2 separate regions of the Homo sapiens genome follow, and region 2 is linked to region 1. A link is a contact called in ENCODE Hi-C or POLR2A ChIA-PET data. All regions are on one chromosome and are shown on one strand. Each heading gives the region's core, a stretch centred on a gene start or an enhancer-like site at or near the end of the contact. The rest is flanking DNA. Distances are from core to core; before and after follow the strand shown.

The links. A loop is a pair of places that touch in the nucleus more often than their neighbours do. ChIA-PET counts read pairs that join two places held with the same protein, here RNA polymerase II (POLR2A). Pooled maps may share reads with other maps.
Region 2: a pooled map shows a loop between it and region 1 (2.3-fold over the local background). The contact joins the enhancer-like site here to the promoter of DHX30 in region 1. A Hi-C loop is called at or near these places in 1 of 50 pooled maps. POLR2A ChIA-PET finds 5 or more read pairs at or near these places in 2 of 52 experiments (CD8-positive, alpha-beta memory T cell and OCI-LY7).

What each region holds. Positions count from the first base shown.
Region 1 is chr3:47,801,176-47,805,323 of GRCh38, forward strand. It overlaps DHX30 (DExH-box helicase 30), which reads left to right and starts at 1,963. Exons shown (of 22, transcript NM_138615.3): 1 at 1,963-2,037. RefSeq lists silencers at 1,534-2,383, 3,561-3,757 and an enhancer at 2,108-2,633.
Region 2 is chr3:47,959,926-47,964,073 of GRCh38, forward strand. All of the region lies in intron 3 of MAP4 (microtubule associated protein 4), which reads right to left. It also overlaps the pseudogene VPS26BP1. Among named protein-coding and RNA genes, the nearest start is that of MAP4, 54 kb to the right of the region's middle. RefSeq lists a silencer at 2,020-2,129. Within about 2 kb of position 1,991, at least 2 of the 41 ENCODE cell types and tissues checked have a DNase peak (open chromatin) inside an H3K27ac peak, as active enhancers do.

The DNA.
Region 1 (4,148 bases), core at 713-3,212:
TGGGCATGGTAGTGCACACCTGTAATTCCAGCTACTTGGGAGGCTGAGGCAGGAGAATCGCTTGAACGTGGGAGGTAGAGGTTGCAGTGAGCCGCAACCACCCCACTGCACTCCAGCCTGGGTGACTGAGTAGAGACTCTGTCTCAACAACAACAAAAAAGTGCAGTATTTTACTCTCCTAATAATTTTTTAAATGTCTTACCAAAAAAAGTAAAAATTCCTTAGTATGGCACTCCCCAACAGTTTTTCAGTTCTATTTCCTGTAAAGCTTGCACACACATCCAACCCTGTGGTCACACTGAACTACTGAATATTCCTAGGATTTGTCCCTTGTTCCACTCGTATGTCTTTGTTCACGTTCCTTTCATTTTGCCATTCAGGAGTAACCACTCCTTTCTCTGAACTCTTGGAGTACCTAATACCTCCTTTCCAGCATTTACCACTTTCCATTTCCTTCACACAATGTTGTCATCTTCTCTACTAGGCTCTAAGTCCCTTGAGGCAGGGCCTTTGTAGCCTCCACACCAGCTTAGCAACTGATACACAGAGCACTCAGATGTCCGTGCAGGGATCTCTCTATTCTCCACACAACACAGCACCATGCCCTGTTCAGATGCACTAATTATTTGAATGAATAAATGATGTTCCACCCCCACACCCCGGTCTTCTAGCCAATGTAGAGAGAAAGAAAAGAGATACATGTTGAACTGTTTGCACACAAAAGTGACGGGATATGGCACTAATTCTTCATACAGCCTCAAAGGTCACATCTTTTTTTTTTTTTTTTTTTAAGTTTCATTCTTGTCGCCCAGGCTGGAGTTCAATGACACGATCTCGGCTTACTGCAACATCCGCCTCCCGGGTTCAAGTGATTCTCCTGCCTCAGCCTCCCGAAGTAGCTAGGATTATATGCGCCCGCCACCACGCCCAGCTAATTTTTTTGCATTTTTAGTTGAGACGGGGTTTCACCATGTTGGCCAGGCTGGTTTTGAACTCCTGACCGCAGGTGATCCACCCGCCTTGGCCTCCCAAAGTGCTGGGATTACAGGCGTGAGCCACCACGCCCGGCCTAAAGGCCACATCTTAAAACCATACTCTGTAAAATCCTGACCCAGCTTCAGAGCTACGCCACTGCGTTGTTTCCTTTTGAAGCTGAATTCCACTGAACCTATACTTGAACCTTATCTAGAGGACTACAGCGTGTAATTGGGACAATCCCCTTTCTCATTCCTAAGAGGTGATGTGGCCGGGCGGACCTCCAGATTTCCAGCAACTATGACTGGCACTCTCCCCGCGACCAGCAAGTGCCACCTTGTCCTTTGCCTAACGTTGTACAGTTTACGAAATCAACGAACCAACACGTTGATTTCATCTTCCCTGCAAACTGGGGAGACAAGACAAAAATGCTCACCTCCCTAAAAAAACAGATTAGAGGGGAGATGGGGAAGAGAAGAGGCGTGGCTACGAGCTGTGGCGGGGAAGGCGGGTGGAATCCCGGAGCCCGAGCTGGAAACCGTTCCCCGCTCAGCCATGACCCGGGCTGTTTATTCGCATCAGGAGGCGCGGGTGGCTCGCAGAGGGCGAGAAGACCCTTCCCGCTTTCACACTGCAGGCAGCTAAGTCGCCGAGAAAGGCAGCAACTTGACGCCCGACCCCGCCACCCAAACCCGCTCGCTCTGCGACCCCAGAGCAGCCGGCGCCAACCCGTCCCCTTCGCGACTCCGCCGGAAGTCCCGCCTGCACCGCCGCCGCGCCCCATTGGGCCGGGTGCTGGGGCATCCCGGGCGCTGGGTGCCCCGAGCGGCTACGACGAGTCCCAGGTGGGGCCGGGCTCCAGGCCCGCGGGGGAGCGGAGCCGTGCGCCGCAGGCGGGCTCCGTGACGCCGGGTGGGGAACGCCGGGCCGGTGGCGGGACTTCCGCCACGGGACTCGGAAGGGGCCGCGCCGCCGCTGCTGGGAGTTGTAGTCCGGCCGTGGTTGGGGGAGCCGCGGCTCATGCGCGGTGCACAGAGGCTTGTTTCACATCTGTAACAACAGGTGAATTGGGCTTTTTATTCTCCCCTTTCGTGCCCTCTTGAGGAGCCTGCCGCGGCCGGGGGTGGTCGTCGTGAGGAGGGGGCCCGGTCCGACCGCCAGCCTGGCGGAGAGTGGGGCGGAGACGCCGGCGGGCCCGAGGAGCAGGCCGGGCATCCTAGGCCTGCCCGGGAAGCCGGCCCGGCCGATCCGTGGGCAGCCAGGCCTCGGCCTGCCGTTGCCATGGAGCCCGGGCGGGGGCGGGGGCCAGACCGGTCCGCCGGGGCGGGCCTCGCAGCCAGGGGCTCCGCGGAGGCCGTGGGAGAGGCCGCTTCATTGGCGCAACGACGCCTTCGCCTCGGGATGCGCCGTTTCCCCAGGCAGGGCCTGGAGGAAGCCTCCTGAGTGCCCCGAGACCTTTGTCTACTTCTCCTCCTTCCCGGTGCTGCCCGGACCGTTCGTCCAGAGGGAGGCCCGGTGCCTTCTGGCCCCCCTAGTTTGCCCCCTTTTGCACCGACCTTGTCACTGGGGGAGGCCAAGGGGTGAGGTATTCTTTGTTTGCTGGTGGTAACTTGTCCCATTTAGCAGGGGAAGACCAAATGCATGTTGGGTCCTTTGTTTGCAGTGAACTGGAGTCCCAGGGGTCCTCAGAAACCCTAAGCCAGGGATATGGCATATCTAGTCGTTGTGTAGCAACATTGGTCACTTGAATTATGATTTTTCAAGGCAGAGGCTGTTTCACTTTACAACCCCACTCCATGAGGGTTTGCCATACACTAGCAGGTAGACTGCAGAAGGCCACTTACAGGCTTTCAACCTGGTTTTAGTTGCAGCTTATGGGCCAGAGTGAAATGAGACGTTGTCTGGTGATTTCCCTTGAAGTTTCTTGCAAGGTGGTAACCCCACTGTCATTGTGGGTTTTAACTACATCTTGTAATTTACACTTAAATCTTAGAGATTTAAGGCGATGTGCAGAAACTACATCCTTTGCTGCGTTTTCTACCGGTGTTGGCTCTTTATCCCTAAAAGATAGTTGCTCTTCAAGTGTTTTAATTTATGTAGCTGTGATACAAAGTTTTATTAGGGCCGGGAGCGGTGTCTCACGCCTGTAATCCCAGCACTTTGGGAGGCCGAGGCGGGTGGATCACCTGAGGTCAGAAGTTTGAGACCAGCCTGGCCAACATGGCTAGACCTCGTTTCTACTAAAAATACAAAAATTAGCCGGGCATGGTGGCGTGCGCCTGTAACCCTAGCTACTTGGGAGGCTGAGGCAAGAGAATTGCTTGAACCCAGGAGGCCGAGGTTGCAGTGAGCCAAGATCGCGCCATTTCACCCCAGCCTGGGCAACAAGAGCGAAACTCCTTCTCAAAACAAAACAAAACAAAAACCACACACAAGTTTTATTAGCTGTTGGACCTTTCTTGCCCCTTTCAGCCTTTGAAGATAACAGTATAATATGTCTCAAGGAATGAACCGTAGTACATTTAGGCAACAGCATAATATCCTGGAAATAAGAAAATTAGCCTAGTATAAGCATGGAGGGTTTTGGAGTCAGCATGCTTCAATGCTGATTTCCATCTGCCCTGAGGCAGCTATGGGATCTTGGGCAGGTTGTGTAACCTGTGCTTCAGTTTTCTTCTCTGGAAAGATAATTCCTACCTCACTGGATAGTTGCCTGGATTAAATGGGGTAAAGTCTATGGAAGTATGTTGTGAACTGTAAAAATGGTATTCAACTTTGAGTTATTGTTATTTTCCCAATCTTGAAGAGTATTATAGCTTCTTTATGTTAGATTATCATAATTATTATGGGATTAGAACTCAAAGTGGAAGTAGGTTTTGCTCTGGGCTTCCAGAAAATGCTTTTCAGGCTTACAAGGCTTTCTTTACCTTGACATCTTCTTAGATGATGTCAGAAGACTTCAGCACTTCTACAGGTGCTGGTGTAGGACAGCTTACAATTTAATGGGCCTAGAATGGGTCATGGTAAGTCCTGATTTGTAAGGCCATTTTGTCCAGTATGTGCCCTTCATGCCACTAACAAAATTTGTCCTTGTTAGAGCTAGTAAATGATGGTTGGAGCAACTTTCTTTCCCTATGGGGCCTCCACTGTATTGACTCAGCGTTGTACTTCTC
Region 2 (4,148 bases), core at 741-3,240, 160 kb after region 1:
AATCTTGGTTCAATGAAACCTCTGCCTCCTGGGTTCAAGCAATTCTCCTGCCTCAGCCTCCCAAGTAACTGGGATTACAGGCACTCACCACCATGCCCAGCTAACTTTTTGTATTTTTAGTAGAGACAGGGTTTCATCATGTTGGCCGGGCTGGTCTTGAACTTGGGATCTCAAGTGATCCGCCTGCCTCGCCTCCCAAAGTGCTGGGATTACAGGTGTGAGCCACCATGCCCGGGCAGAGTTATGCCCATTTTGCCCCTCCACATGCTGCAGCCATCTTTAACCTGTTTAACTTAATGATTATAGTTTTGTTTTTCTTTTTTCATCTTATTCAGTATATTTCAGGCTATTCAGCAGATGCTTGTGATTCTGGAGGTTCAAATCACTGGTAAAAGTTTATTCTGTTTCCTCAGTTTTTCAGGAGCTTTTCTCCATTAAATGATCTGCTGCCTAAAGTACCCTCTGTCTTCCTCATCAACAGGCGCTAAATTCAAAAAGTACCTTACTGAAACTTTTTTGTTCATAACTTTCATTGTTGGAGTTAGGTCATATCCTGCTAACAACAGTCTTATTGATCAGTTGTAACCCCATATGTTGTGTTTTTATTCTTACTTATAAGAGGTAAATTTTTGTAACAGTCACATCCTTTAAATGATACTTCATTATATTCAAATTCTATATGTAGACAATCTTCAATGCCCACTTCCATCAGGATAGCTGGCAAGTTGGTGAACAGTAAGATCACATTCTTTTTACCAAGTCTGTCAGTCTTCTTACTACTAACACTTCAATACATCAAGAGGACATTAGCACCAATGTAAGATTCTCATGACTTTTCAACATGTATAAATTCCAAATGACAACTTCTGAGTCAGCTCTCCAGGTAAGGCTAGTTCTTTCACTAGGTTTACAAACTCTTGAATATTACTCTTATCATAGAAAAGTTCAATTTGACGTACAAATTCAATTCTAATGTTGTGGTGCTCTAGCTCTTTCTAGACTCTTTCACCTTTCCTGAAACAGATTCTCCATCATAGAGGAGATGGTGTTTTTCTACTTCGCCATTTTCAGTTTTCACTTCTGCCATTTTCTTTGTTTCCTTATCATTAAGGACAATATCAATCTCACAAATCAGACCAAAAAAGCCTCCAAAAAACCTCACTGTCAGTGATACTGCCACATCCCCCAATACTTCACTCCTCTTCCCTCAGAACTCCAAGCCCCTGGCTCCCATCACATGACCTTGGCCCTCTGAAGCTGGAACTTCTATTTGAGGACTGATAAACAGCCAGCAGGCCAAGCACAGTGGCTCACACCTATAATCCCAGGACATTGGGAGGCTGAGGCCGGAGGATTGCTTGAGCTCAGGAGTTTGAGACTAGCCTGGGCAACACAGCAAAACCCTGATTCTATTAAAACAAACAAACAAACAAAAATATAGCCAGCAATGGATACAATGACTATGGGGCTGAGCATGTCCTCATTCCTCATTTTAGAACAAGGGTGAGAGTTTCACCCTCTGACATAGCTGTATCTTGTTAGGTAGAAACATAAGAGTTTCATTGTTATATGGGAGCTCAAATGTGTGTAAAGTGCATATGGAAGCTAAGTAGCCAAAATAATAGGCTATGCAAGTAATCAATATATTGCCTCTCAATTCCAAATCTACCTTTCATTGCCCTGCCTGTAATAATGTAAACATTTCTTCCTAGAGAGCGGGCATGATGACACTAAGCTTAGTAGAGGGCATGGAAGGAAAGGGTTTCTCTTCCTGGTTCTAGTGTGCTTTTGCATCTTCTTACTTCCATGGTGCTCTGCTGGTGTGCAGAACACCCCATGGTGCTCATCCCAACAAGCTTTAGTGGGCATTCTCATGGACATCTTCCCAGGCAAGTTCCACCAGTGCCTCAAACAGGCTTGCTGGTGATGCCGCAGCACCCCCAAGTACAGCTTCCTGCTTAACTACCTTTGAGGTAGAAGACCAGCAGGACTTAATTTCCTGTCGCACCCTGCTGATTGGAACAAGATCTGGCTGAAACCAGCAGATGCTGACAAAAGTAACCTCGAGTTGCCCTCAGGGTTTATTAGCATAAAGACACTCCTACCAGTGCCATGGCAGTTTACAAATGCCATGGCAACAGCCTAGAAGTTACCTTATCTGATTCCCAGAAACTTCCAGCCCCTTTTCCAGAAAGTTCTAAATAACCTGCCTCTTAATTAGCATGTAATTAATAACAGATATAAACAGCTAGCTAGCAGCTCACAGACACCGATTCTGGGCACACTGCCTATGGGTTAGCCCTGCTCAGCAAGAAGCAGCACTGGTTCAATAAAAGTTTCTTTCTCTCACTACTGGCTCACCCTTAAATTCTTTCCTGGCAAAGCCAAGAACCCTCCTGGGTTAAGCCCCAGTCTGGGGGCTTGTTTGCCCCACATCACCCTGACCTGCAGCAACTCAGCAAACATCTTTACTACCAAATGGAGACTTCCTCCAAGATATGCAATCAGCTTTGGGGGCAGGGTGGGGGAGGGGCGCATACTTTTCCAAATTTGTTATTTCTTTGTGTACTCTGCCCCAGCCCTAAGGGTAGTGACTATTCCCTATATCTGTCATTCCTGTATTCTTTAGAGTTCTCTTTACCCCTATAGTAAATTCTCTGTTCAATTTATGGTGTAGCTTCTGTCTCCTGAATAGACTCTGATCCAAATATTGGCCATTAAAAACAGCATAAATCTACATAATAGGAAAGAGTGGAAGAAAAAATGAAAGATGTTTAACCCAAAGAAAATAAATCAGAAGGCAAATGTTAATCTCTAAATGTCTAAAAAGCTATCACCTACCGCAGAACATACTGTATCTCTGTTGCTCAGCACTAACAGCAGCAGCAGAAACAGCAGAATGCCTGTTCGTTTTACACAGAAAAACTGAAGACCAGAAATATTAATTTGTTAAATAGAAAGCAAAATCCTTCAATGAAGACCTCTAAGGAGTCTAATGTTAATACTTAAGTTTACAGTTGACATAGTTTTGCATCTTCTCATTTCATTTTAAATTGCTGAAAACCCACTGGAGGGCCAGGCTTGCCAGTTTTTTGCAGTGAGAGTCCTAAGTTAATTTTTTCACAAGAAACAAAACAAAAAAACTCTTCTTTCAGTCTGCCTGGAGCTCACTTTTGAAGTTTCACCTCCAGTTTTGTCCTCTAGAAACAGAGCATTTCTGCTTCACAATGGACCAATATGCTCCAGTTACATCCGATTAAAATACTGTTACACAACCAATTAAGTAGGAAAAGGGGCTGATGGTCAAACAGAATGATTTAACAAAAGTATATAATGGGTTGAACTGTAAGAACTTTCTATGTGGACATTAATCATCATTCTAATATCATCTTACATTTAAATATTAACCCCTTCAACGAGGTTTCAAAGCACTGAAAATAATTTCTGTCACTTCAGGCAAACAACTATTTTTATAGAGCTCTCCTTTTACACAGCAGGAATCTTAGCCTCAAAGAGGGCAAACAACTTGCCTAAGAAATCAAAGCTAGTAGGTGCTCTATCCACAGCTTCCTCAAAATTTAAACAAATTCATGACAGATAACATATTTCCAGAAAGATGCGTACCAATAACCTGGCAAGAATTATTACGATTGTATCTGGTCTTGTTTTTAAGTTTCTTTTCCCATGTGAGGCCAGAAACAAATAGATATTAAAGATTATTCATTCAATAGCTACAGAGGATCTACTATCCACCAGACAGTGTTCTAGGTGCTGGGCCACAGCAGTGACCAAAACAAAAGCCCTGTCCCTCTCATAAAATTTGTTTCTATAATATCTTCTTCTGGTGGGGAAAGGCAGATGAGATAAGTAAACTATACAAATTATTAGAAAGTGACATGACAAAAGCCACGAAGAAAATTCAAGTAGAACAGTGGGACGAAAAAATAGAAGGGGTGCAATTTTTAAAAAGATAGTCGAGAAGTACTCATTGAGAAAGTGAAGAGTCAATCATGAATATATCAAAGGGAAGAACATTCCAGGCAGAGAAAACTGCTAGTGCTCAGAGCTCAAGGCAGATGCCCACCTGGCTTGTTCAAGGAACAGTAGCAAGAACACCATGAAGCAAAGTAAGTAAAGGGGTAACTAAG